Regions from separate parts of the Homo sapiens genome. Here region 2 is linked to region 1. The links are chromatin loops, found by intact Hi-C in ENCODE. Cell type or tissue: dorsolateral prefrontal cortex. All regions are shown on one strand. Each heading gives the region's core, and the rest is flanking DNA. Links, peaks and the distances in the headings are about the cores only.

The links. Hi-C counts contacts between places; a loop is a spot of excess contacts. Peaks named below come from ENCODE experiments on the same cell type or tissue, not always from the same donor. Only the 100,000 strongest peaks of a DNase experiment are listed, where the experiment ranks them.
Region 2: it touches region 1 in a loop (2.3-fold over the local background); 2 of 110 quality-filtered maps call a loop at or near these places.

The regions. Positions count from the first base shown.
Region 1 is chr5:61,595,870-61,611,268 of GRCh38, forward strand. No RefSeq gene overlaps it. Among named protein-coding and RNA genes, the nearest start is that of LINC03122, 34 kb to the right of the region's middle. In dorsolateral prefrontal cortex, for the core only: a CTCF peak has its summit at 7,844; a DNase peak (open chromatin) is centred at 7,822.
Region 2 is chr5:61,431,541-61,446,939 of GRCh38, forward strand. All of the region lies in intron 1 of ZSWIM6 (zinc finger SWIM-type containing 6), which reads left to right. Among named protein-coding and RNA genes, the nearest start is that of ZSWIM6, 110 kb to the left of the region's middle. In dorsolateral prefrontal cortex, for the core only: no CTCF peak of the experiment used is centred there; a DNase peak (open chromatin) is centred at 9,273; H3K27ac peaks cover 6,054 bases.

The sequences.
Region 1 (15,399 bases), core at 4,828-12,827:
ACTTGAGATGGTTTAGGGCTATATTGTTATTTATTTATTTCTCCATATTTTTCCAGGAAGAATTTTGAAATATTTAGCTGCTCATCACCTGCTGAGGAACTTTAAAGAATCGATGTGTGGTCTAACTCCAAGGTCCTGATGCCCTTGGTCTGTGGTGTCATTTGGACATCAGGATTTTTAAAAGCTCCTCAGATGATTTTGAAGTGCAGGCAATTTCAAGGTCACTGATTTAAGTGACATATAAAACCAGATACAATGCAAAAAAGGCAAAATAGAATCAGTAATAAATGGATGAAGAAATTAAGACAGTGGAGAAATGCAGGTAGAAAAGAGAAGTGGAAGCCAGCGGTGAGGTGATAATATCGAGTTTTAGGTCCATATGATGAATGAGAAGAAGGTTCTCAGGAGAAGTCTCACAGTCTCTGGTCCTGAGACCATAGAGAAAGTTATCTGGTTATTCACCATAAAAAGTGAATTGTGTACAGTTTAGCAAAGATCTTTAAGGATAGAAGTCTACCACCTTCAGTTCTGACAGCATGAAGCTCTCCCAGGTGCATAATGGACTTTGAGTTTTTAAATCAATTGGGTACACAAAAGAAGGTGCTTTGACATATGCTGGCCATGCTGTGAAAATCTCAGGGGAAAGTAGGGCTTTAGATACTGACCCGGATTTGAGCAGCTAACAACCTTCTTTACCAAACTTGCAGCTTGGGATAATCATGTTCCAAGATTTAAAGATGGAATATAGTGTGTTAGTGAGGAATTTGACTTCCTGTGTACCACTTACCTATTATGTGATCCTGGCCATGATAGTTAACATTTCTGAGTCTCAGTTATTTAATTTCTAAAGTGGATATAATCATGGTAACTATGATAATAACATTATTTTGATGTTTAAGGGAGATAAACCATGTAAATAATATGGAATAATCTCAGCATGTAGAAAATGTCCAGAAATGCTACCTATTATGAATACTGTCATCTTCCCTCACTGATCTGGCTAAACTCAGGTTTTCTCATACAGGATTTTCTCAAAGCAAAGAGTAATTAAAATGTTATTTAAATTTCATACAATCCTAACTGGACTCCCCTGGTTTATTCAGGTGGCCTGGGGTGAAACCTGGACATTGGTTTGTTAAAAAACAAAAAAACTAAAAACAAAACTCTCCAGATGATTCTGAAGTGCAGCGCAGGCTGAGAAGCAGTCTTGGCATCTGATTTTATTTTAGCTGCTCTCCTAATAGCTTCCAGCTGCCCCTTCAGCAATCTAGTCTTCAGGCTTATCTGAGACCCACTTCACAACTGCTCAGATTCTAGACAACTGCCTTTTGCTTTCACAGTTTTTGTTTTTCTTGTCCAAGGTAAACATGGATTATTACTTTTATTTAATTGTTTTTTTAATTATCATTTTTTTCTAATTATAAGAATCCATGTTAACTTTGGTTCCCTACCCAGAGATAAATACTGCAACGAGTATGTTACATTTTCATCTAATCTTTGGTTTGCACCAATGTTGTAAAAATGCAAGTTTTAAAATTGCAGAATTGATTTTGAAATCTGCTTTTTTTGCTTAACTTTTTATCAGAAGCAAAGTCTCATATGCTAAGGATTTTTGAAAGCATAATGATTTTTTCTTGTTCATGATTCTGACGTCTCTCATTGTATTTTACCATTTCTTTATTATCAGTTGTATTAGCTCCCTAGGGCTGCTGTAACAAAGCACCACAGACTGGGTAGCTTAAAGCCACAGAAATTTATTCCCACTGTCCTGGAGGCTGGAAGTCCAAAATCAAGGTGTAGGCAGGCTTGGTTCCTTCCAGAAGCTCTGAGGGAGAATCTGTTCCATGCTGCTCTCTTAGCTTCTGACAGTGCCTGACAATCTTTGGTTCCTTGACTTGTAGAAACATCACTGTAATATCTGTTTCTGTCTTCCTATGGTGTTCTCTCTGTTTCCTGCTGTGTTTCTATGTCCAAATTTCCTTCTTCTTATAAGGACACCAGTCACTGGATTAGGATTCACTTTAATATAGTATGACCTCATCTTAACTTGATGACATCTGTAAAGACTGTTTCTAAAGAAGGCCACATTCACAGGTTCTAGGGGTTAGGACTTGAACATATTGTTTCAGGGGACATAATTTAATCCAAGGGCATCAGCCAACTATTATGTCCACCCATCTTTTTAAGGAACCAGAAAAGTTTTAAAGCTTCTTGTTATTTCTATGTGTCAGCTCTCTATAATCTCCCATCCAGCTGCGAGTTCAGACAGGTGCTGAAAAAGCCAGGCCAAGGACAAAAATGGAGGGGAGGTCAATTTCTGTCCTCTCCAGACACCCACCTTCCTTGGGCAAGCAGGGAGAGGCAAGCTCTGTGGGGGTGGCCCTAGGGAAGTGCAGGAGGGGACAGATAAGGAAGGGATGAAAGCCACAGGTGGTGGCGGGAGCAGGGCTGAGGGCTTCCTGCAGCTGCTCAGCCACCTGGCTAGACAGTTGTTCTCCCTATCGGGGAGCTATGTAAGGCAAGGACTGCTTGACTTATCACAGCCTTGCTTAGGATGCCAAAATGCCTGGTCAAACCTGTCAATTCACTTCAGCAACTGTTCTCAGGGCTGGGGAGAGTGGGATTGGAGGTGTAGAATCACCAAACTGGTTGTTTATAGTGACTGCCTTCTTTAGACAAGAATTGACCCAAGTGTACCAAATGTTACTGATTCAGCTGGGATGGTTTAGTGCAGGGGTCACTTACAACAGCCTGCAGCCCAAATCTGGTCTGCTGCCTGCTTTGTACAGGGAGCTAAGAAAGATTTTTTTACACATGAACATTTGCAATTATTTGGTCATAGGGAACACTAACTTTGAACCCCAAATAAGCAAAATGTTATCCCCACAAATGAATTTCATGTTTCTCATTATTAGACCTGTATTATAAAAAAATCATACTCAATGATTATTATCATATTTTGAATTTCATCAATAAAATTTTGTGAGAATTGGTTTTCTATCTTGTCAGGTAAGTACCTAAATTATAGCTTCAATTTTACTTCTTGGCTTGCAAGTCTACAATTTAATCCCTGGTCTAGTCAGGTAGCCTCAAACACCAACAACACACACCAGAGAACGCTGAAAGGCTCTTAGAAACACAGATTGCTGGGCCCCAGCCCTGGGGTTTCTGATTCAGTAAGTCTGGGGTGGGACCCAGGAATGTCCATTTCTAGCAAGTTTCTAGATGCTGTGGATGCTGCTGGTTGGGAGCCACATTTTGAGAACCTCTGGTTTAGTCAATCGATCAGTTAACAAACATTGCTCTAAGAAGCAACATCTCGTAGTGTTCACAAGACTAGATGCGAGAATCAGAACGGCATCATTTCTCGATTCTGCCACTAACTAACTCTGTGATCTTGGGCATGTTATTTATGTTTCCTGAGCCTTCTCGTTTCCTCGTTTGTAAAATGGGGATAATGCAAGTTGCCTACCTCACAAGGGTTGTAAAGATTTAAATGAAATCAAGCTTGTAAAGCTGTTCACACACATTGGCTAGTTTTCAAACCCCTGCCCTCAGACAAACTTACAATTTGGGGCTGTGGAAATGAGACTAACTTTAGTGAACAGTACCGAGTGCTGAGGGCTGTGAACAGGAAGCTCAGAGGAACAGTCCTGCAGAGCTTCCTGTAGGAAGTGAGGGATGAGCTGAGCATATGAGAGGGATGGGAAAGCAAGTGGGACAATTTGTGAGACTTGGAGATGGAAATGAGATTGGCATGCTTTTTGGACAGAGGATTTCAGACTGCCCGGTGGGTAGGAAGAGCTGCCAAGTGGTATGGGAGGCAGAGGAATAGTTGTGCCAGCTTCTGGAGGTCCAGTGAGAGTTTCACGGTGCAGATGCAGTGTGTGTGGGCAAGACTTTGGAGTCCTAAAAACTGCTCTTGGGATTTCATTAAAACTTGGGAGGTTGGGGAAGCTGAAATGCCCTATTTCTCAAACCCCAGCTCCACTTCTTGGGGCTGCTCAGTGGGCGGGCCTCATCCCCATGTCTCCATTCTGTTTACCCCACATGCATTCCTGTTGTTTGGTTAGAGCTGCTGCCTGGCAGAGAAGCTTGGGAAGCTTTGCTCTGTCTTCTAAGAAACAGGAAGTCATTATTTGCCCAAAGCAAACAAACTCACAAACTGCAGGGTTCATGTTCAGTCCAAAGCTGGAGTCCCAGGAGGTGAGCGTGTGGGCCAAGGATGTGGGGATCTGAGCAAAGAATCCTTTCCCTTCCCCTCCTCCCCTGGCCAAATCAACAACTGCCATCTTTTCATAGTAGTGATTTGCAGGAAACCTGAGCTAAGTAATCCACACACAATGTATAGATGCTGAGCTGCACTTTCTTCCCCAGACAGCATCCATTCCCAAGTGAGGCTTTTCTTCCCATGACATCAGCAAAACCATTTCCATTATTCCTGGAATTGGAGGATAATTAACCTTCCACATGCCCTGTTTCTTTCATCTAGGAAAAGAGAAGAAGGGAATGAGCATGTATTGGAAACCCACTGTGTGCCCTGCCCTGTGCTTGGCACCAACCTTGCCTAGGCTACTTCACTGAAATCTTGCAACAACCCTGTCAAATAGACACTATTGTTTGCAATCTACAGATGAGAAAAAACCAAGGCTCTGAAAGAATGGGTCACTTTCTCAATGTCACTGAGTAGAGCTGCCATTTGAATTCATGTCTGGCCAATTCTGCATGCAGTCAATGCCATGTGGTTCCCTGTTACTTTTAGAGTTCCTGCTAATGCCTTCTCTCCCCCCTAGACCTCCTTGAAAAAGTGTTGTTTTTAAAAAGTCCCATTTCTTAAAAAATGGGACTTAACAGCTTTTCAGCGGCATTTGTACTTCATGAGGCTGATGAAATAGACCCTGTCTTACTTAGGTGGGGCTTGCAGGAGAAAATTTTGAGAGAATGGTGGCCCTTGAAGAACATGTCATATGAAAAGGATGCTTAAAAGGACAAAGTCTACCAGATTCACTATTTACCTTATTCAGGCAGAGCAGAGGGAGGCAGTGGGTAGAGGGGAACTGTGGGAGCACATCCCCAATCTCCTGGTGGTGTGGAGAAGGCCTGTACCTAACCTGGGCTTGTATAAACCACGTATTCAAAGCACGACTTTTTAAAATATATAGAGCATGGCGGCCTCTGGAGCTAGAATGCTTGGGTTCAAATCTTGGCTTTGCAATTCACTCGCTGTGTGCCTTTTCAGCACCTCAGTTTCTTCATCTGTAAAATGGGGAAGAAATAGTTCCTACTTCACAGGGGTGTAAAATGCTTATAAAAAGGGCCTGGAACATGTGACCATGGGACTCAGGAGCTGCTGGAATGCAGGAAGAGGGTAGCCTCCCCTCCCAGCCTGGGAGTGAGGGGCCCCTGCCCAAACCTGAAGCTCTACTGGCTCCCTGCCCTGGACCCATCCCAAGACCCACACAGATCAACTGGGTGTGATCTCAGTAAGGCCAAATCTTTCTTCTTGACAGATCTTTGGCCTATTGTAGCAAAACCTCTCAGGCCAAACCCTTGAAATATTTAAGTATGTTTGTTCTAAACAATTAATTATTAATGAGTCGTAGTCTTCAACATTATATCAGTTTCTCCATTCAGGCTTTAAGATGAAAAGCAGGAACTGCAACCAAGATTGGAAAATGAAAAAGAGACAAAAAGATCTCTTTTGTGCTCATCTTCTCCAACTTTATAGCAACCCCCTCCCCACCTGGCTTCTCATGTTCTCTGTGGTTTGCCCTGCCTGGCTTAGGTCTTCTGCCACAGGGAGGGCCCAGCTGATGGGTGGAGTGTTATGAACTTGGAGCTGTGGTTGGCATGAGTACCTGAGAGACTGAGGAGGGACTCTTTGAGATATTACTTCTTTACCTCTACCTGAAGAATTCTTCAATTAACAAGACAATACTTATAATTATATAACAAGCTGAGTCTTCATAATGCTCATTACTGGTCAGTAACTATAATAATAATAATAATAATAATAATATCAATGATGATTGCAATTTTTTATGCTTACTACATCCCAGGCATGCTGCTAAGCATGTAAGTATGATGTTATCAGTGAGGTCTTTCTATTGCAAGTGATGGAGAACCCAGACACAGCAGATGCTGCTGGTGCCCACCATACCCTCTTGGGCCCATCATTTCTGTGTCTACCAACTCAACTTCCAGCTGCCAGCTCCTGCAACTCTTTGAGGGCCTTTTCTGGAAGCAGAAGCCCATTGCCTATGTGCGGGTCTGGCCAGAGTGGTAGGGAGGTAATGCCCTTCACCCTACCCTAGAGCAGCCCTCAACAAATGACAGATGGAACCTGGTGGGTCAAGACCGCTTCCCTTGGCCTCAGGTGGGACAACTCCAGGGTGGTGTGATTTGCAGTTTCCCAGAGCTCCTCCCCAGAATTATGTTCCAGCTTCTCCCAGTGGCACTGATGGAATAAGGGAAAATGCACTGGCTTCCTTCCCTCCCCTGGCTCACGCCCCGCTCTTCCTCCTCCTGTGTTTCCTGGGGTCATCTCCCAAATAAACTACTTGTAGTTGAGTTTTTGCCTTAGGGTCGGCTTCTGGGGAAAATAAACAAAAACTCCCGAATTAAACTGTCTTAAGGTTAAAAAAGGAATGTATTAGCTCACGTAATAAAAAGTGTAGCTTCAGGATTGGCTCAATTCAGGGTTCAAATGCTGTTCACTCCCCTACCCCCACATCCACCCCCATTCTCCTCTTCTGGTTTTGTACCTTCCAGTTTTCTAGAAGCTCTCCAGGCAGCTTCAGGGCCACATTATCACAATGGCCAAACCGGGGGCAGAGCAAGGCCAACTCCTTGATATAAAATCCTGGAGAGACTTGAGTCCTATTGGTCTGGACTGGCCAGACATGAGCCATGGGCCACTCTTAAAGCAGTCCTGGTGGCCAGGCAGGTGGTGTGTGGAGGTTGCCCATCCTGAGCCAGGTGTTCTGCCCCTGGGAGGTCTGAGGCTGAGGGCTGGGGAGGGGTGGTTCCTCAGGGAAGAAAGGGAGAGTAGTTACTCTGGAGGGACCTGGCTGGCAAAAACAGCAGGTAGCCACCCATATTCATGCACTGTGCATTTCTTCACCTGTAAGTTGGCTTTCTGTCCACTCACAGGTGAGTCTACCGAGGCTTGGGACAGTTATTTGTCCAAGGCCATTCAACTGAAAAGGGGCAGAGGAGTGACCTGGGCCCCCTGATGCAGCTGTTCCCAACACTCTTTCTCTGGTACCTATATTGACTTAAATGCATTTTAACTTAAAACTCATGAACATGCATTTATTTCCCATCCTTTTGCTTTAGGACCAAACCTCGTTTTTCAGTGTGGACTCTACTTATTCCAGATTCCCCCATCCTTCTGGTATAAAACATTCTTGAAATACCTTGTCTATGATTTCTAACGTCAGTGTCTTTAGATGGAGAACTTAAAATGCTTGGTAAACAATCTGAGTCTGGAATTCTTTTAGATGTTCACATGCCTCTCCTCAATCTTTTACATTTGTCTCCCTCCATTGCTATCTAATTTGACAGTAATCTTTTTTGGAAACTTGCCTTCATTGAGCTTTTCCAAAGCAATCAACTTAATTTTCATGGAAACAAAAAGTTCTCTCTCTCTCTCTTTTTTTTTTGTGTGTGTGCTTTACCAGTTTACAGGATAGTTAATTAAATTACTTGATCACAGTGACACACACAGCTGGCATTGGTAGGTTTGGGAACACACATAGCCGACTCTTGGTTGGCATGCAGCTCAGCTGGCAGAAGACTGCCCAGGCTTCCCAGAGGGATGAACTGCAGCTGAGAGGCTCCGCCTGCTGTGGCAGCAGAGGACAGACTGGATGGAGAGGAAAGGGCTTGTTAGCCAACTGGGCCAGTTGCTTGGGGGAAGCTGTCTGGGAGCATTTTTCCTGGGATATGAAAGGTGCTTCGAAGTGGTGACTGCTAGGAGCCACCACGGGTGTTAGCTATAGAACATTCCTTCTGTGCAAGCATTCCTGCCTAGTGCTCTGAGAATGTGCGGGAAGAGAGAGCACCACATGCCTTGATTATTCCTAAGGCTGCAGAAATGACTTGTCTCTCATTTGATTGAGAGCTTCAATGTCAAGCAAGAACTAAGGTTGGGAAGGTTCTGTGACCTTGTGACTTTTCCGGTGGTCTCAGAGTGTGTATGCACTTGATGCTCTTTTATGTGTATTGGTGAATAAGGGAAATTTATTTAAGGTCATTACTGCCTATGTATGCTTTTGTGTAAATTAGAAAAAGCTATTCTCTTTGGATAGATGAGTTAGAAAAAGGTGCTCTCTCTGGACACATAAGCCCTCTTTTCCAGGCCAACACAGCTTCTTGGCAGAGCACGCAGCTTGGCTGGTGGAGCATGAACTCAATTGCCACCTTCCTCATCTCCTCATCCAGGTGCCTTTAGGCAGTGCACAAGCTGTACAAAGGCCGGCCTTTGCAATGTTTTAATCTCTTATTAGTCCCTGGAGTTCTAGGCTGAGGGACAGGGTGCAGTAGTGCAAGTGTGGAGGATGCATCTCTACCAGCAGCAGCAGCTGCAGCTGCAGTCCTGGAAATTTGCTAGAAATGTAAATTCATGGGTGCTGCCCCAGAACTGCTGAATCAGAATCCCTGGGGATGGGGACCAGGCATCTGTGTTTTAGGGTTCCCCCTAGGTGAGTCCCATGCTTGCCAAGGTTGAGAAACACCGCAGTCCCTGAGCCTGACTAAAACTGCGAGCACAGTGGAGCCTTCCCAGTTGGTGGGTTTGGGTCCATCTCAGCCTCGTTCCCCTGGCCCCTGGGAGCTCCCACTTGTGCTGGACATGACTTGTGAATATCACCACTGGGCTTGCCTCAACAAGCACAGCCCCTGCATTTCTCATGACATTTTTACTTCGTGGGAATGAGGAAAACTATTCACTTCCTGGAGCAGAGGAGTCTGACTAACCCTAGGCAGAGCAGGGCCTCACGATCTAGAGGGTTGAGTGACCCTCAGAGTTGGGTGGAGAGGACACAGGAGTCTGAGTGAGAGTGTTTAGGAATGTGGGTAAGCAAATTCTCACACCATGGGCTAGTGCATCCTGCTGCTGGTGTCCTTGAACCAAAGCGAAGGCTTAGGGGATGCTCAGTCCTTGCTTCCCCAAAGAGAACAGCTTCTTTATTCTCTGGGACCAGACTGATGTCCTTGTGAGCCCAAGACCATCTCTCCCACTCCATCCCATTCCTCCAAGCAGCACAGATATAACGTGTTTTGTCAATGCTCTCTCTGTCCTGCTCATTTTAAACTGTCTTCGTCTTGTAGACATTTTATTTCTTTCAAGTCTGAGCCTCTCTGGAGGCTGCTTCGTCTTTCTGCTTCCTTCTTTCTAAAATGGCGTGGAGGTGGGGAATGGAATTGTGGCCATTCATCAGCTCAGCGTCTTGAGGATGATGATGAGGATTATGCAGGCAGAATAATGCCTCCCAGAGGCAGAGAGACCATGGGTGGAGTTTAGACCACCAGAAATCTGTGTTAAAAACTCAGTGAGGTCTAGTGCACACTTTAGTATTTAAAGCAATAGGAATTAGAGGCACAAAAAGCAAAGCAAAACAAAACAAAACTCTTTAAATTTGAAAAGAGGAAGAATTGGGCCAGCTTTGTTCTCCTTTCAAGCTCCTGTGAAAAGAACTTTGAAAGGAGTTGATTACATTGCAGAAATTGAGAGAATTTCCCTACCCTCCCAAAGTGCTGGACTCAGCCCACATACCCCCAGAAGGTGCTGAGACCCCAGGGCCCACCAGGGAGCACTGAATCCTGTGCTGGACAGAGTGTTTTGTTATTAGAGAGCCGTGGATTCAACAAGGACCACCATTTACATACTTACTGTGCGACCTTGATTGAGTTTCTGAACTTCTCTGAGCCTATCAGTCAAATTTGACAAGTTACTACATGGTAATATCAAGTAGGTACACGGTACAGAGGCAGTGTAAGAATTAAGAGGATGGATCGAGGTACTGGCACAAAGTAGGCATTCAAATGTTAGCTCCTTTCCTCCACTAATCACTTGTCTACACAACATTCCTTATGTTATGTTATGTCATGTTATGTTACTCTGTGGGGAGGTCTAGTGAATGATGGTTAAGAGTTGGTGCTCGCAGTGAATAAGGCTGGAATTCCGGCTCCCCGCTTTTCCAGCAGTGTGAACGGGGGGTGAGTTGCTTAGTTTCTGTAACCCTCAGTATCTTCCTTTGTAAGAGTAGAGGTCACCTTAGCACTTATCCTTTTTTTTTTTTTTTTTTTTTTTTTTTTGAGACAGAGTCTCGTTCTTTAGCCCAGGCCGGAGTGCAGTGGCATGATTTCTGCTCACTGCAAGCTCTGCCTCCTGGGTTCACGCCATTCTCCTGCCTCAGCCTCCCGAGTAGCTGGGACTACAGGCGCCCGCCTACTTTTTTGTAATTTTAGTAGAGACGGGGTTTCACCGTGTTAGCCAGGATGGTCTCGAGCTCCTGACCTCTTGATCCTCCCGCCTCGGCCTCCCAAAGGGCTGGGATTACAGAGCACTTATCTTCAACAATTGTTGAGAGGATAAGATAATGTGTACAGAACTGTGCTTAGAACAGTGACTGGCACATAGTTATATATGAAAGCTACTAAGATAATGATTGTATGTAAGCATGGAATGCTTCAGTTGTCATGCATGCAGAGGCTGTTCCAGGTCCTTTGTTAGGTGCCAAGGACACAAAGAACCAAGGAGCCACAGTTTGGGGCTGTGAGGATCATCCAGTCTAGTTGTGGAGACAGAAAGTTAGGCAAATGTTTCTTTCATCTTGCAACAGGTGAATGATGACAGCTGCAGGCCAGGCCAGAGCACACAGGAGAGTGTGCAGCGGTGGGAGGCAGGGAGGCAATGGAGGGACCGGGTGGGAATGACGGTCCAAGCAAGGCCGGTGCAGAGGCGCAGCCTGGGAGGCTGGAGTGAGCAAAGCAAGTCGCAGGCATTGGTGGCTGGGAACACAGTTGGAGACCCTGGAGCCCATCCAGAGCTGAGGCAGAAGAGGCAAGGGTGAAGGTGAACTGGATTATCAACTTCAACCAGCAACCACTTTTGTCTATATCCTGAGCCCCTACAGCAGTGCCTGGCACTTGGAAAACAATAAATAATTGGTTGACTAAAGGAAAGTGAAAGAAGAGGTTACAATGGACGCAAGAAGAGATAATGACCCCAGTAACACCTCTGAGGGAGCCAGAGAGGGGAGGCCCTGAGCGATGGGTGGAGGTGGTGCCCAGCCTCCCCTCTGACAGGAGGCGGGAGATGAGGGTATGTGGGAAACACACTTGTGGGGCAGTGGTGAGGGTGGGGGAGGAGGAGCTGATGAGGGCCTGCCTCAGGCCTTGGCGAGCTGGGAGGTGGAGCCACCGCCCTGCTGGGGATGAAGGATAGCGATGGAGGAGAGCGCCCTGGGGGAACGCCTCCATTTTGAGTTGGCGGTGACGAGGAATGGGAAGAGAGCTCCCAGGGACTGGAGGCATGACTGAAGGGCCAGAACAGGTGGACGGTGGAGTTGGGAAGGGCACCATGGGCGCCACGGTGGCACTTTTCTCTCGCATACCTCACCTGCCTGGTGTGGGCGCAGGGAAGGGGACTGGGGGTCCATCAGAGCTTACTGTGGCACCGGGCCAGCGTGAAGGAGCAAAGCAACAGGCCACGGGGCCTCTACTGGGGAGAGAAAAGCAGAGAGAAAGGACCCAGCCACTTCCGAGAGGAAGGAGGTCAGGAGGCTAGGAGGCTGAGGCCAGAAGAGCAATAGTGGGGGTTCTATTTCCTCTCACAGATGGAGGTTTCTTGCCTTTGCTGGAATTCTTCCCCTACCACCATCTCTGTATGTACAATTTTCTCATCCTTCAAGGCTTCACTCAAATGTCATTTGAACTTCTCAGAGGTAAAATTGCTCCCTCTGTTGAACTCCTATCTTCCTTGGGGCTGTAATTATTTGCCCATGTCATTCTCATCTTTCTCATGTACGCTCCTGAGGACCACCTCAGGTTTCAACTCCACTGCCCCCACGGACGCTGCTGAACTGCTTCTTGTGCAGGGCAGGTAAACATTTGTGACATGAAACCATCACTTCTAACAGAATCAATTCTATGTCTGATTGATGTTCCCTTAGAATTAAAAAAATAATTCTATCTGTGGATTCTCGTTCTGTAGAAAGGCAATGTTGCATGAGAGAAAGCATATACATTTTGAATCAGGGAAACGTGGCTTTCCTTATTGGGATAATGCATTGATGTCCTAGTGACCAGAAATGGTATGTAAATTAGCAAGGCATGCACTTGCGCATATCATAACAGATCACAAAAAGACACCCCTTGCTTTGGGATGCTACAGACGCCACAAAGACAAAGAATTTGCATGTGGATTTCAGTCCTCACGTGCCTTGCAGCCAGACACCTTTTTGCAGAGCACATCTGTAAATTGTGGCCTCCGTAAAATACCTGGCATACAGTAGGTATTAAATAAAAGTAGCAATTATATTTATAGTTATTATTAGTACATCATTATTATTATTATATACAGCACCCACCTGGCATTGCATGCAGACAGATCCTTGGATTAACATTCCTCTGCAGTTGAAGTTTTTCTATTTTAAAGATTTAAATCATAGGCACATAGTAGCACAGTCTGTCTTGAAGAAGAAAAATGAAAGGCTGTAGTAAATGATGCTATTAGAATTATACTTTCCTCATTACAGAAGTAATATGACCCTGCTTTGGGGCTCCAAGCTCTCACTGATGCTGAAATTTAAAATACAGGGTCTAGACCAGAACCCCAGAGTAAAAGGAGTGATTGTAAGAAGTCATATAAATGGATTTGATCTCTTGTTAGTGGTCCGTATTCTCTTGGTAGGGCTAGAGAAGTCAACTTATTATCAATAAAAAAGAATAAACACTTTATAGGAAGCTATTTTCTCTGTCACAAAATGTTTTATATGCCTGTCAATAATTGTAACTGTTAAATATGACATATTGATGAATATAGTGGGACAAAAGGATGCTTTTTTCTGATTAGGGTGGAAAGATTTTAGTCTTTATTTTATGGATGGAAGTAATCCAACTCACAAACTTCAGCTATCTATAATCTTCTATGGGAAGGCAATAAAAGAAAAAGAAGAAAAAGAAAATTCTGAAAGGAGCTCTTTCAGCTAAGAGCCCAAGCCTGTGGAACTTGCCCTTCTCACAACTGGCTCCTACGGCTGCCTGGTGGACCTCAGAACCATTGCAGCCCTTGGTTCTTTGTCAGACCTGCGGGTAGGGTACACATAGTGACTGTACGGTTGAGGGGCCCATCCTCCTGGGCACCGGCATTTGTCTCTTACTCACTCATGGAGATAAACTTGGCTGTCTACTTGACCAGAAGTAGCAGTTGGAATGTCTATGGGTGAGAACAGAGAAAGCCAGAGACTCCTGCATTTGATTGTTAGAAAGACAATCAAATGGTTCTCTCTACAGAAACATTGTAAGAACAGTGCAACAAACAACCATTGATCCTTCTGGTGGATCCACTGGCTGTTACTATTTTGCCACATTTATTTTCTCTCTCTGTAAATGTCCCTATACACATACATATATACATTTTTATTATTTTTGCTAAGCCATTTGAGAATAAGTTGCAGACATCACGACCTTTACTCCCAAATACTCAGCATGTATCTCCTAAGAACAAGGGTGTTCTCTTAGAAAATCACAATGCAATCATTGAGTTCTTGACATTGTATATGGATGCAATACTATGATCTATCTTGCAGTCCTCTTCAGTCTCCTTTAATCTAGAACAGTTCCCCAGTCTGGCTTTGTTTTTGGCAACATTGACATTTCTGAAGGGTAGAGATGTTGTTTTGTAGAAGCCTTTTCAGGTTGGGTTTGCCTGGTATTTCCTCACGATTTGATTCAGGTTGTGCATGTTTTGGCAGGAATATCACAGAAGTGCTATTTTATCCTCTTCACTACATCATATTAGGAAGCACGTGATGTCAGTTTGTCCCATTAGTGGTGATATTAAGTTTGATCTTATGGTTTAAGTGGTATTTACCAGATTGCTTCACTGCAATGCACCCGGTCCCCCTTTGGAATTAATGAATAATTTGCAGGGAGACAGCAAATGGGTTTTAAACTAAAAACACTTTCACAGTTGAATAGTGTTGATCACACTTTAGAAACTCAAGCCCAATGCTGCTGTTGGCAAGAGGAAGTTATAAAAATAAAAGTCTTCTCCCTCTTCAAAACTAGAAAAAGAAAAGTACTTTCAGGAGAAGGAAAAAGCTTTTCCCTTTTTAAATTTGGAAGTCAGAAAACACAGAGAGGGCTATGGGTAAAAACAGGCGAAAAAATGAGAACTGAATTAAAATACTTCTGACTTCTGGCGCTCACCCAGAGTAAATGAACAGTGTGCATGCACTCTGAGAAGATAGAAAATGCCATATATATATATTTATATTTGATGTGATGGGTGCAGAGTGGTGGTTGCTCCCAGCCAGGTCATTTCAATAACAACAGGAGACCACAGTTACTGCTGAATGGCATCTTTCAGGCTCAAGAGCTTCCGCAGTCTCTCCACTTCCATACTGATTAGAAGTGCTTGAGATACATCATAACAGTGTCAGTGCAGTGTTTATGGGGGAAATTGTCGCTGTCTCTCGCTTGTGGAAGGTGACATAATGGGATTTCTTCCCTTTGTCCTGGTGACAGGATGATGAGCACTGTCTGGGCTCCAGTTCGGCGGGCTTTGCCATTCAGGCATCCGGCGCAGCTGACAAGCCCGAGGATCGATGGAGAAGGTGAGTCTTGTCACTTGGGGGGAAGAGGGAGGTTCAGCAGATGATGGGGAGCCAGTGGGTGCCCCCAAATTCCTGTGTGAAAGAACACTTAGAAATGCTGGTCGACTGAACGAAAGTGGGCGGGGCTAGACACCAAAGTTGGGGGCAGGGAAGTGGCTCCAGTCTGTTTCCTGGGAGGTTTCTGAGGCTCTGGACCCAGAAGACTTAGGGGATTGGTACCCCAGGTGCCTTTTTCAGGGTTGGTGTCTAGGTACAGATTCAAAGCATCTTTACCCCTTGTCAATTCCTCCCCTACTCCCCAACCCCAAGTCACTGACATGATTTGTCTGTGTATTAATATTGTGTCTAGTTCCAGAAAGGTTTTAAGAAGTCTTGCTGTGATATATTATTAATTGCATTGAGCTGCACATTTCAGCTGAGACAAATTAAACAATATGTACTGGAGTGAGGGGTATGTGGAGGGAGGGAAAGAGAGAGAGAGAGAGAGATCCCTTCATTCACCTTGTCATTTTTCCCAAGTGAACTAGACCATCTCTACTAGTACCACAGGAAA
Region 2 (15,399 bases), core at 4,702-12,701, 160 kb before region 1:
AGAGACCATCCTGGCTAATGCGGTGAAACACTGTCTCTACTAAAAATAAAAAAAATTAGCCGGGCGTGGTGGTGGGCGCCTGTAGTCCCAGCTACTCGGGAGGCTGAGGCAGGAGAATGGCCTGAACTCGGGAGGCGGAGCTTGCAGTGAGCCAAGATGGCACCACTGCACTCCAGCCTGGGCGACAGAGTGAGACTCCGTCTCAAAAAAAACAAAACAAAAAAACAAAAAAAACTTTGACTACTTCACCTACCCTCTTAATTCTTCATTAAAGAATGAGGCTTAATTAAGGCATAGCTTGTGTTGACATGGGTATAAAGTCAATGCTTAGTTTGCCTGAAGAAAGTTTCGGGTTTTCTTTTTTCTGTTTTTGTTTTTTTTCTTTTTTGGTCTTTCTTGGGACTGGGCTAAAACTGTAGTGGGTTTTTCTCCTTTCTGTTTTTTTGAACTACATTAGCCATTCACAGAACAGAAGCAAATAGCCATTTTTAAAATTCATGTCTTCAAATGTTAATTTGATGCTTTGAGGCATAAATGACCTTTCTAGCCAGCCCAGACTTGTCAAACAAAGGACTGATAGGAACAAGCTGCTGTTTGTTCTAATACAACAGGCTGTTTTTCATAGAGAATTTCAAAACAATTTTGCTTCCCTCTTCTCTAAAACATTAAATTAAACTTCGGCTTGTGCTAGGTTTGAATTTAGAAACAATTGTGTATACACAACCGTTAAATGGAATCCTGACCACCTGTGCAAAACGAACTGCAGGATTCAGCTTGTAAGCCAAGCCACAGAGTACGTAAGAGTGTTAAAAGAAAGAGAGAAAGAAGACCAAAAACAGTAGATGAGCAGAGTGAGGCATTGTTACATAGCTTCATCTTGTTATCCTTGCATATTAATTGAAACTGGTGAAATGAACTGAATCCGTGTTGTGGAATGACTACTGCACTGGGCACCAAACGATTTGGGTTTTCATCACAGCTTCACAGCTGGCTTATTAGCCTTGGGCCCCAATGCCCCATGTAATCTCCATGAGTTTCTTTATGTCAGATGGGAATCATATTGCCTATCCTGCCCCATGAACAACTGTTCAAGCCTGTTTGTTGTGAGGCACCTATGAGATAATATTCATTTGTCTTAATGATGATGTTGTTAACTTATTCCCAGTTTGTTCCAGATACTGTCTACTGACAGTGATCGTTCTTTTCTTGGTTATGATATAAGGAAGTAGATAAAAGATTTTAGTTTGGGTTTTTCATTGGGTTCTCATGTTCTAAAATAAATGACCAGGAATCAGGAAGCCAACAAAACAAAAAAAACAGTCCACCTGTAAATATTACATAACTCACACCTTCCATACCCTTACCCTCATATAATTTAATGTTCATTTATTTGCCTTGGTTTAGTACTCCATATAGAAGGAAAGAACACATGCTTTGTTTTGGTGGGTCGTTAAATTTTTTCTTCTTCGGAACATGAAAAAGGAAGGAAGGAAACTGTATTCATTTTTGTCTAAGCAAGGATAATGGCCTGTTAATGCAAATAAATGGAAAATATTCTCCATTATGTCTTGAAAATTTGTTTTTCTTAAGTTTTATTACAGAAAGTTTTAGTGCTATCAAAAAAGATTTATATGGAGTACGTTTGGCTTACTACCTTTCATTCCCCCTCTAAGCAAGACATAGAAAATTTCTATATTAATTTATATTTGGGGATTAGGTTTGTTTCTTAGGAGAAAAGGGATCATTTCAAAGTTTGATAGTGTCAAAGAAGAAGTTTCCTATTTACAAGAAGGCATGCGGTGTGGCATTTAATTGTGTGTGCATGTGTGTGTGTGTGAGATGTGTGTAGGAGCAAATAAATTAACTTTGGATCTGTAGTATATAATAGCTTAGCCTCTTGACCACAGAAATAAGATTGATTTATAGACTTAGTTGTTTTTTTTTTTTTTGAGACAGAGTTTTGCTCTTGTTGCCCAGGCTGGAGTGCAATGGCGTGATCTTGGCTCACCGCAACCTCCGCCTCCTGGGTTCAAGCAATTCTCTTGCCTCAGCCTCCCAGGTAGCTGGGATTACAGGCTTGTACCACCATGCCCGGCTAATTTTTTGTAGTTTTAGTGGAGACGGGGTTGCACCATGTTGGCCAGGCTGGTCTCAAACGCCCGACCTCAGGTGATCCACCTGCCTCGGCCTCCCAAAAGTGCTGGGATTACAGGCGTGAGCCACCGTGCCCAGCCTAGACCTAGTTTTTTAAAAAGTACATTTAATTATGTAAATATAAAGAAAACTTGACAAATTTTCAATATTGATAGAAATATATAGATCTTTTTTTCTGATACAAATATCAAACAAAAAATATAAATAAGCAATAAGAAGGAACAATTAATTGATGATCATTTACATAATCACATAACATGCATACATGGCCATGTCCATGTAAAATATCTGTATAATATATATGTATAATAAAAATATATGTATAATAGAAAAATATAATAAAAAATATATGTGTAATAAAAACATATAATAAAATATATGTATAAAATATATGTATTATATATACTATATATAACATCTATAAATATATGTATAATATATACTATATATAACATATATATAAATATATGTATTATATATACTATATATAACATATATAAATATATGTATAATATATATAAAAATATGTATAATACATATATACACATAGTAAAATATGTACATTTTACTATGGAAAACTTTTTAATACTACAGTTACTTAAAGTTTTTTTTATTTCAATAGTTTTTGGGGAACAGGTGGTTTTTGGTTACATGGAGAAGTTCTTTAGTGGTGATTTCTGAGATTTTGGTGTATCTGTCACCTGAGCAGTGTACACTGTACCCAATGTGTAGTCTTTTATCCCTCACCCCCCTTTCACCTTTCCCCCACGAGTCCTCAAAGTCCCTTATATCATTCTTATGCCTTCGCATCCTATAGTTTAGTTCCCACTTGTGAGAACATATGATATTTGGTTTTCCATTCCTGAGTCATTTCACTTAGAACAGTGGTGTTGAGCTCCATCTAAGCTGCTGCAAATACCATTATTTCGTTTCTTTTTATGGCTGAGTAGTATTCCATGGTGTCTATATACCACATTTTCTTCATCCACTTGTTGGTTGATGGGCATTTAGCTTGGTTCCATATTTTTGCAATTGCAAATGGTACTGCTATAACATGTGTGTGCAAGTGAATAGACTTAGTTTTTTTATGGGAGGGGTGGAGTGGAGGATGTGAAAAAAAGAAAATGTTTGTAAAATTAAAATTCTCATAAATTTCACAGGATGCTTTAAATTCTTTATCACAGTTACGAAACAAATACAGATCATTTTATAATTTATGATGAGCTGATAAGGTTTATGAAAATACAATATGCCCTTAAAATACATTTAACCTGTCTTTAAATGCTGTATTCCCTTGACACAATTTAACTCCTTGTGAAAAGACCCTTGTACTGGAAACCGAGAGATATAGTACCTGTGTTCTGGACAGAGTCTAACTACTGGCGAGTTGTATGACCTTGGGCAATTCACTTGACTTCTATGGACCTTCTGTCATTTGATAAATGATTGAAAATATGAAGATGTCTTAAATACTACTTAAAATCTTACTGTTTTTGTCTTTGGGGAGTACTAAAGGCAGTAATGGAATTTATTTTAAGTATATATTTAAAATATGATATTTGTTTTTCCCTTGAAGAGTTTTCATTTAGCCAAATGGATTGATTTAAAGTTTTTGACCACAGCTGCTAAAGAAATGTGTGCACAGCTACTGTTTTGGTAAACACAGACAAGTAACCAGATGGTAGTAATACTTTAAAAAGTTGGTCTATATGGGCTGGGAACCATCCAAATGGAATTTTTAGTGTTTCGCCTAGGTACTTTAGATTTAGTACACACTAAATGAGTTTGAGTGTGTTTTACTACTGCAGTGGCTAGAAAGAACAAATAGAGTATTATGTGGAATACAAATAATGCTTATTAAGCTTGCAGTTGATTCCTTCTGATAGATGTTCCAAATTGCTGTCAGACTATATTTACTTACTCATAAACAGATGTGGTTTTGCTTTAAATCAGGATAACTATTCCAAACTGAGTTATGCATATTTTAAACAACTGTTACGGATTACATTTTAAAATTATTGTTGATTAAGAAGCTGATTTATTATATTTTATAAGGTTCATTTTTGGTGGTAGTTTTAGATGACAGAGAGCTTAGATTTTTTTTTAATTTTTTGAAATCTGATTTAAGGTGGGATATCACCAGTTAAAAATTATTTTCTGGTCTGTAGTCAAGAATTGATATTTAAGATGAGCAATTTGTTATAATTTTAAAATTTTAGTCACTAGGCTGGGCGCAGTGGCTCACGCCTATAATCCCAGCACTTTGGGAGGCCAAGGCGAGCGGATCACCTGAAGTCGGGAGTTCAAGACCAGCCTGACCAACATGGAGAAACCCCGTCTCTACCAAAAATACAAAATTAGCCGGGCGTGGTGGTGCATGCCTGTAATCCCAGCTACCCGGGAGGCTGAGGCAGGAGAATTGCTTGAACCCAGGAGGCAGAAATTACAGTGAGCCGAGATTGCGCCATTGCACTTCAGCTTGGGCAATAAGAGCAAGACTCTGTCTAAAAAAAAAAAAAAAAAATGTAGTCACTAATTATCACTAAATGAGATGTTGGTAGCAGCTTGAACATCAGCTGGCCTGTGCTTTAACTGAACAATACAGTAGTAGTAATCTTAGTGTTAAATTTTACATATTGAAAGTATTAGAAAATATTTCCTTCACTTTAACTTAGTTTTTCCTCCTGGATGTGTTTTTTTAGTTTATTTCTTAAGATCTTTGCTAGGTAGGTGTCACACTGTTCATTAAATATACAGAACTTATATATCCTGCAGATCCTGACATTAGACTGTGAACTCACTTATTTATGGAAGCCCTATTCACTACCAGCTTTTCTGGTCTGATGATAGGTTCTGGCTACTTCCATGAATTTGTATGAGATTACTTACTTCTAGCATTCATGCTCACATGTTTTCACAACAAATACTTATTGAGTTGTTATTACTAAATATTAGGCAATGTGCTGGGGCAAATGGATGACCCTGGTCCTCAGAAGTGTACCTTCTAGTGGAAAGGTAAATGTTAAGTATCTGACAAATGTAAAACTGCAGCTGTGACAAAGTATCAGAAAGTAGAGCAAGATGGTTCTTGCTCCTCAGAAATAGAGCTAGTTCTGTTCATCAATATGAAAACAATGAAACTGGTCTGTCTTTCCAGGTTATAATGATTTTCAGCCTGAAATATTCTTGATGATTTTAATTATGTCGGCCTGCAGTCATTTCCACTGCCCATAATCTAATGTGTTTTGCCTGTTGACATGTTAAAGATGGGAGCCACTTAGAGCCATTCTTCGATCTTGCCCTTCCTACCTCCTCAAACTGAGAGTATGAGCATCTGCTTCAAGGCACACACGTTCCCAATTAGCTGGTGTAAAGTCACACTAAAACCAAGCAAAAAGGGTTCTGCAACATAAGGGAAAGGGAAGTGGAGGCACTAAGATTGCTTCGGCAGCCAAAGGATTCCTTGGGAACTTGTAAAAGGTAGAGTGGGGTGGGTGACAATGAACATGTACTTGTGGGTTTGTTTTCTGGGAATAGTGGAACCTAAACTTCTACATCTGAAAGGAAAATAGATTAACCTTTTTAAAGTTTATTACTGAATTTTTAGGCCTCGTGTTTTGGACATGTGAGTACAAGCCAGTGGTACAGTGCCAGTCATTTACTGCGGGCACCTGAGATTGCTACTGATCTACATCACATCAGCAAGCCAATAGTTGGCATTAGACTATGTAAAAAAACAAAATCCAGGCCGGGTGCGGTGGCTCACGCCTGTAGTCCTAGCACTTTGGGAAGCTGAGGTGGGCAGATTGCTTGAGCCCAGGACTTCAAGACCAGCCTGCGCAACATGGCAAAACCTGGTCTCTATAAAAAATACAAAAATTAGCTGAGCATGGTAGCGTGTGCCTTGGTCCCAGCTGCTTGAGAGGCTGAGGTGGGAGCTTGAGCCTGGGAGGTTGAGGCTGCAGTAAGCTGTGATCATGCCACTGCACTCTTGTCTGGTTGACAGAACCAGACCCTTTCTCCAAAAAAAAAAAAAAAAAAAAAAGAAATCCACTAGTTGACTCCTAGAACCATGAGTGTTCACTAACAAATGTAGATTTATAAAGCCAGAATAATCTTATTTATCTGAATGTCATTAATTACAGCAATAGTAACTATGGTTAGTAACTTACTAACTATAGTAAAGCAGTTCAAACTATTGTGCCAATATGACATTTTTAATTTTCTTAATTGTTTATTGTTAATCTAGTATCACTTAGGTTTGATTAGTGTAATATTGCCATTCAGGGTGTTCTTAAATACTGAACACTCTCAGTTTCCTGCTGAGTATGAAGGTTCATGAACAAAATCAATTATAATTTATATTATGAGGACCATATAACTTAAAGCTGGCTTAGCATATTATTTCTTTGCTATACATCCTATTCAGCTACACCTTCCCCCCATTCAGTAGCTCATTCAGTAACAAATATTGTCAGAGTTTACAGAAAAAAATTACATCTTTAATATGGAATGAATTGCTGATGAAAGATAGTCATGTTCGAAATATGACATTTAACATAAGTGTACAGATTTCCCAGTAAAAGAACAATTCCAGTATTATGGATTTACTAGCAGCTGTTGAAAATTTAACACCTCTTCTGCTTTCTTCCCCCACCTCATGACAACCTAATGTAAAACTATATTCAGGAGTAAGGAATCTAGAATATAAAGTAAATTGTATTAGTAATTGCAGGTCAGAAACTTATATTTAGTTATCAGACTCTGAGTCATGAGTTTTAGTATTCTGTGTGCTGTTCATGTGTGCCTTCTGTTACAGACAACACCAGGGAAGAGACCTAATAAAAAGTCTCATGTTCTTCAAAGAGAATAATTGAGAATAATGCTACTTAAGAGCACGTAATATCAGAGCAAACAGGCAATGAACAACATATAATTCTGTATATTATGCAGAGATATTAAATATACATATTAGTAAGGTAGCAGATGCTGTGGTGCTGAAATTGACATGTAAAATAGTACGCTTTCTCTGCAGGGCTCTGTTCCAGCCAGCACTCCTTTACATGTAATGAATAGTTAATTTTAGTCCTATGGTCCATAGGAGACTGATGGGGGACTGTGAGGAGGAAAGCATTCCAACTCCAAGAACAGCAGGTTGTGCTGAGATGTGCTTTTTAATGGAGAAACATTTTATAACTCTTGGGGGTAAATTTATAAAGACGGTTGTGCATGTGTTTTTGTATTTAAATTAAGGAATTATTAATACAGTTAGACAGCCAGGAGTCTGGCAGCTATATTGCAAAAGGGAAAAGCAGAATTTGTTGACTGGACTGAGCTCAGGAATATCTTGCACTTTTAAGAAAATTCCTATTAAACCTATCCTTTGTCCAAATGGAGCAATTCATCAGAAACAGACATTTGAGAATGTGTTTAGGTAGTTGAAATTTCAGGCTGACTTTTTAAAACTAACCTTTGGCTATATATAGGAAAAGGCAAATGACTTTTATTTTTCTGCCTCACATGGAAGTTCCCTTGCCATTTGAGATTTCCCTATGTTCATAATTCATTAATCCCATCTATCCAGGCAATATCTGGTGAGCATCTGTTATGTACCATTATGTTCTGGGAGCCAAAAATGAATAAAATCAATCTACACCCTCAAGCAGTTTGTAGTCTGCTGGAATGACAGACTTAAAAATGCTTATAACTAAAATATTTTATGTGCAGGACTAGGGTTTTTAAGCTAAAAGGCTGCTTTTTAAATTGTGAAATATAAAGTACATGTAGAACAATGCATAAAACATGTCAACAGTTAAACAGATAGTTATGGGATTATACTTTGTGTATTTTTATGTTTGCTTCTTTTATTCAACATTCTGTGGTTCATCTGTGTTGCTTGTAGCATCATCATTACTGTAGCATACTTTATTTGTTCTACTGTTGGTGGACATTACTGTTGCTTCCAGTTTTTGGCTATCATTAACAATGATGCTAAGAGTGTTCTTGATTATTTGTCTTGGTATGTTTGTGCACGCACCAATAATATATATCTAGGAATGGAATCGTTGGGTCATAGAGAATATACGTAGCTTTTAAGTTTACTAGATAAGTGATTTTCCAATTTAAAAAGACCTTTGAAACGTTTTTCTACATTGGTGGTTTTTAAAGTTATCTATTTTCTCATGGAATTTGGTTTTCTCATGAGAATAAGGTAGGAATGGTTGTATGTTGCTAATATGTAGTTCAAGTGCCCTTTCTACCTAATCTGGATTGCCAGGAATATGCTTGAAATGCCAAATCATGACTTAGTATTTTACTGTGGTAATTGGAGTAGTCTTTGACACATCAGGAAGTATGGGAATATGGGAAAGATCTTTGAGAGTGGAAACTATACCACAGTTTTGTTTAGTGCTAGGTAGGAAAGGTGAAAAAAAAAGCGCGAGAGTATATTAAGTATACAAAAAGCTTAGTGGTTTTAAAATGTTAAGCTCACATTTGGAAGTGTAATTCTATTTTAATCTCTTTCCTAATGGAGGAAGAAAGATGACTGATGTGGTAGGGTAATCTTGTTTGAAAAATTGACAACTCTGGCATACGGCCCAGATCTCTTTTCAGATTTTGTGTGAAAAAGAAAAATGGCAGCCTCTTAGTGCTATTCATTGGTGTAAAAAAAAAAAAAAAAAAAAAAGATATGGTTGAACCTAAGGGTGAAGTGCTAACTCTTCATATAGTAGGAGAGTAGATTAAAAGAGTTAGTGGATATTTCACATAATCAATGTCTCTTACCTTCCCAGACAGGAGAAAGAATGTCATGAGTATTAAAATAATTAGCAGAGCATTAAAGATACCAGGGACATTTAACTTACTTCTTGGCCTCCAAATTCATAAGAAATATGAAGGGTTAAATAAACCTTGCTTTTAAAAATACCTTTTCCCCACAGGTCTATGTGAGAACTGAATTTACAGGGTGCTTGGAGTTTCCTTTTGCTATTCAAAACATGTTAGAGCATGAATGTTTGGGGCGTTCAGGCCCTAAGCTATGTTGGTTGAGTGAAAGGGGAATTTTCTGTTCTATTCAACCAATTCAGGGAACATTTAATGCGTGCCAGCCATGTGCCTGGTCCTGGTAGGTACTGGGGACACAAAGATGAATAAAACAGCTTACAGTCCACTGGAACAGACAGGCATATAAACAATTCACTATAGTGTTGTGTGCTAAGGGCTATAATAGCGATCTGCAGAAAGTACTTTGGTCCACAAAAGAGACAACAAATACTTTTTTGTGTGTGGGGCTGATGAGGTTCTAGGTAACAGTGGCCTTTCGCTGTGTTGAGAAACAAACTTGAAATAGATCATACAGGTAACTAGGGACTTACAGAGAGAGGAGAAGGGGCATATTTGGCAGAGGAAATTGCATGAGCTAAGAGATTTATATTGTTCATCTAGATTAGAGATAATCTACATGAGATTATATTATGTATAAAAATTAAAATCTCCGGCAGTTTAGGCAGTGGGTCAAAGTTCGAAGTTGATAGACTTGATAGCTTTTCCTTTTTTTCTCTCAGCCAAGGATTGGTAATTAGGCAGACTCAACTTGAGCCTGTCCTGGATGTGAGGATAGCTTTATGGTTAGTCTCCGGCCAGTTCATCTCCCTTCCTTTAGAGCTACTTATTAAATGCTTAAATATAAATCATCTGTGTTTAGGAGTGATAAGGAAGAGCTTAATAAGCTCAATCTTTGCCTTATAGGGTGGTGGTTTTCAATCCTCCCCCTATATATTAAGCACAATTGCAAAAAATAAATGTATACATTTGAATATTACTATCAGAAATAAAATAATGGTGGACATAACCTTAAAAATTATCTAGTCTGTCTCCTGCATTCCTATATGTAGGAAATTAAGGCTTAATTGGTTAAATGACACAGCCCATCTTGTAGCCTAGGGCCAGGTACGGATGCGGAGTGTGCAAGGGTTCTGTGACTGCCCAGGCTTATTCCTGTAGTTAAGACTCAATTTCTATATGCCCATGGTTTGAGTATATCACAGGTTAGCCTTCTCACATTTACTGCAATTATGGTTTAGCGAACTTATCTGTTTGACTGAGTTAGAGGCAACATGGTATAGCAGAGTCCGATGAACTGCCACCTTACAGTGTTTGGTCTAGGTGCTGCTGCTGTCCACACAGAAAGCCTATCACTGAGACAGTAAGTATTACGAGGGAAGAAGACTTTATTTGGGTGCTGCTACTGAAGAGATAGGAGATCAGTCTCAAGTCCACCTTTCTGATGGACTAAAATTAAGGGTTTATGTAGCAGAGAAGAAATGTAACCATGTGTGGGAAAATAGGAATTAGCGAGGGGTAAGGAAGAGGAGTTGGTCAACAGAAAGCAGGTGGTCAGTTAGCCAATCATGGTGGGTGTGGGGTCTGATGTCTCATTATTCAGATGTGGTGATCTGGTTAAGTTTCAGTTCCTTGAGACTGTTTGGGAGGTCTGATGGTTGGTTTCTTGAGAAAGGAACTCAAGATAAGAAAATTTTAACTTTCTCAAGTTCTAAGACTGGGAGGGTCAATTTCTGTGTTTATTCAAAAGAAACTGTAAACGTCAGTTCTGTGGGACAGTTGGGCCAGTTTCGGTCCCACCCTTTTTATTGATCAATTCATCATTCATAGGGAATCTGTCTTGTCAGTCTTTCTGGCTGCTTCATGCTTAGGAGGGGTGTTTTGGGCAGCTCCATACCATGGATGAGGAATCAAAGTTTAATCTAATACATAGTTTTCTTCTGAAGCACAATCTTTCTCTCTCTAGTCCTTCACTTCTATCAAAGACAGATCACAGCAGGACCAACCTACCTGCAAAATAAGCTTCAGTCCCATATACTTGGCCTGATTAGTCATGTGAAATGCAACAAGAATCATTGTCTACACAGGCTCTCCTAAATTGGCTTTGCTGGAACCTATCACAAGGCCATTTCAGTCAAAGCCCTGGGAATATGACCAGTTCCTCCAACTGTGTCCTGTTGTGAAGGAAAACAGTTTCTCATTGAACTTATGCAAACAACCACATTACAGTGAATTAAGAATATTCACAAATAGTTTATGAATTCTGGAGAAATTAGGCAGAGGGAGAGAAATGTGCCTTAAATTCTATTTATAAGAGTATACTCTACTCCATTGTTTAAGGCTATAAAAAGCTCAAGAAAAAACGTTCTCCAGACTGAACAATCAGCAATGCTTCAAACAAACAAAACCCATTAAAAATTATTTCAGTCTTCCATTAGTTCAGTGCATGCAATCAGCTCCTACTCTGCTTCATACTAGGTTAGCAATCTTTATGAACACACCAGCCTTTCACTTAGTGTCCTGTAAGATTTCTCTCTAGTCCAATGGCACACTCTCCAAAGTTATCAGAAACCTGTATTCAAGAGTCTTTGTCATGAACTCCCCCAAAGAAGCAAGCACTGGACTGTGGCTGATTATAAGCCACTTTTTGAGAAGAAGCAAAGCAAAACAACAATTGTGGATGAGAAAGACCTTTGGAAAGCCATAAATACACAGTTGATAAGGAAATCTGGTTATTTCTGTGGCATACAACAATTTAGCATAATAATCATAATCATTATAACAACCTAAATGAAGACATACCAGAATTTCAGGAATCACATTCAATTCTGGAATACATACTCATAACACACCTATATAAATATAACCCAAAGAAAGTTAAACACCACTTCAGATTTGAAGTCCATCCTGTATAATTCTAACATAACAGATAAGCCTAGTACAGTTCTCTTGAAGTTCAGGGGACCCAATATCCAGAAAAAGTTAGATTGAGGTCAAAATGACTGAATTTAGAACTTGAAATCTTGCCTTTGGAAAAAGTTTGTCAAATGTCAGAGGTTTACACTTGATATCACAAAATAGGATCATTGGTGTCCATAAAATAGTCATTGATTTAGCTAAAATGATAAGAACATTTACTCTTTGACAGGTAGGAGACTCAGTTTCCCAAGCAATAAGATGTAATGAAGACAGCATGAGGCCAACCACATCTGCCTCTCCTTCCTACATTTTTTCCCTGCAGTTTACTTGAAAAGTAAACAAAAATCTTTTATTATCATTACATAAAAATTTTATTTGAAAGAGAAAACCAATTTTACCTTTGCATGGTACATTATTAATGTTAAAGTTAATTTTAATGAAACATAAATCTAATTTTAATCAGTTTGACTATAAGCTAAGACTTTTTAAAAAATTTTATTATTATTATACTTTAAGTTTTAGGGTACGTGTGCACAATGTGCAGGTTTGTTACATACGTATACGTGTGCCATGTTGGTGTGCTGTACCCATTAACTCGTCATTTAGCATTAGGTATATCTCCTAATGCTATCCCTCCCCCCTCCCCCCACCCCACAACAGTCCCCAGCATGTGATGTTCCCCTTCCTGTGTCCATGTGTTCTCATTGTTCAATTCCCACCTATGAGTGAGAACATGCAGTGTTTGGTTTTTTGTCCCTGCGATAGTTTGCTGAGAATGATGGTTTCCAGTTTCATCCATGTCCCTACAAAGGACATGAACTCATCATAATTTATGGCTGCATAGTATTCCATGGTGTATATGTGCCACATTTTCTTAATCCAGTCTATCGTTGTGGGACATTTAGGTTGGTTCCAAGTCTTTGCTATTGTGAATAGTGCTGCTATAAACATACGTGTGCGTGTGTCTTTATAGAAGCATGATTTATAATCCTTTGGGTATATACCCAGTAATGGGATTGCTGGGTCAAATGGTATTTCTAGTTCTAGATCCCTGAGAAATCGCCACACTGACTTCCACAATGGTTGAACTAGTTTACAGTCCCAAGGTAAGACTTTCATAAACCTTTTTTAATATTTTATAATTTTCTGTTAAAGAGCAGATCAGTGCTCCAAGAAAATCCTGTTATTCCGACATAGGGGCCTAGATGTTGGCCTTGCATCAGTGTGTTTTTGATATTAATGTTTAATTTATAGAAAAACTTTTTAAGTAACCTATTCCCTCAAAATCAGCCCTTACAATCTCAAGTACCCACCTCTTCTGTGATACTCCCTGGGCCTAGAGGGATTGAATAGCTTTAATTTTTTTGGCTGTGTGTCTCATGAGAGCAGTACTTTTTGTGTACTTCTCCCAGGTTTGAAGACGAGGCTTTGAGTAGTGTCAATATTCAAGATTTAGCAGGAGTGGGTACCTTTTTCGGACCTACGAGTCAAAGCCCTGTAACTTAACAGCATATGGATTAGTTAATAGGACATTTATTCTGCAGAAACCCTATCATTCTAACATGTCACAAATTAAAACACTGTGATTTGGTGTCTAGTAGTTGCTGCCTGCAGCATTTCAAACCACTGTATTAAAATAGTTTATGCAATACTCATTGCATATGTCTAATTGCTGGCATTCTAGTGACAGAATTGTGACCAAAAGCGTCAAAAATGTGATAGGTCCTGTGCCAAACTTATCAAAGTAAGACAATTAACTTTTCTCTCTGTCATTTAAAAAAAAGTTTAATGTAAATACCAGTCTTGGAAATTCAGTATGAAGATAAGTGAACCATACAACAAAACAAGGACAAAGAACAAGCAAACAATAATTTCTTTTCAGCTATAAAAAGAGCATCATCATACATCTCCAGGATTGGCTTCTAGATACAGTACTGACAACTATTTAGGTAACTTTCACCATTAGAATCCTCAAATCAGTGCAACATTTGTATATATTTTGTTATAAAGTGTACACCTGGAGTCCCAACAGTGATAAAACGCTTGGGATAAAAAAATCATTGGAAAGTACAAAGTCTCACATTTTTATTGCTACTTAATCCAAGTGAATGTTACTTAATTTTGATAATGGTGAACACAACTAAAGTTTGAAAGCAAATGACAAATTGTTGGAAATGCAGAGGAAACAAAATGACTATTTATAGAACCAAATACAATCCTTCCATTAGAAATTGAAAAACATCATTGGTTTCATACATGTGTGTATGTGTAAGTAAAACCCAAAGAACAAACAGCAGGTAAATGAAAATTGAAAGCAAAAGTAAATAGAAAATGAACCCCAAATTTTTTCTCATACTCAAGGTAAAAAATACTTTACCTTGGGGGTGACAGTGTTATCCAGAGCCTAGAAACACAAATGATGGATATTTTGTTCCTGGTATGCAAATTAATGTATTTAAATCCACCAGTAACACTATACATTTTGTGCAATTAAGGCATTGACTTAAGGTACATGACCAGTAAGTACTTTAGTGCTAGTACTATCTATGCAGAATAGCAAACGTAGTATGAAACAAAGCAATGCAAACATTTATCACATTTACATGTACTCTTGTCGCCAGGCTGAGTGGCATGATCTTGGCTCACTGCAACCTCCACCTCCCGGGTTCAAGTGATTCTCCTGCCTCAGCCTCCTGAGAAGCTGGGACTACAGACGCTCCACCACTCCCAGCTAATTTTTGTATTTTTAGTAGAGACGGGGTTTCACCATGTTGGCCAGGATGGCCTCAATCTCCTGACCTCATGATCCACCTACTTCAGCCTCCCACAGTACCTTCATTTTTAAAAACAGTTTATGTAGACTACTTCTGAAAACTGAGGTATTAGACAAAGCTAGTCATCAGTTCCTTGCTAACTACTTTGTGATCTGTGAATATCAGATGTTCACCTAAGTAAGAATGTTAAAATTAAATACATTGGGCATTTTCATCAATAACTCAGAAAATTCAGGCATTTTCATTAAACCAACAACATTAAATTAATCTTATTTATCAACAAAATCACACAAAGATCATTTTGATTTTGGCTGGGTTTATAGTTTTATAACCTTCTGTGCCAAACCCCAGCACCTCAAAATATCTAGCAGAGACAAATATAAAACCCAGACAAAAATATATACTAACAATTCTGAAGACATTTCTGTTTTTATCTTACAAAAATTTTAAAGCCAGTTCATTTATTAAAGATTTACTTAAGTCACATGAACTTGGAAAATGCTTGGATGTATTTACTTAATTTATGAGTGCTCTTTTATTTATAAGCCAATTTGGTAGACAAAACATAATAACATAAATGTACATACACATAAACACTTCTAAACATGTACACGCACACACACACATGCACACAGAAAGATCCAATAGCTTTTACTTCAGAACCCTAGCCATGCAATAGCAATACCAACTCACTGGTCTACACACATGT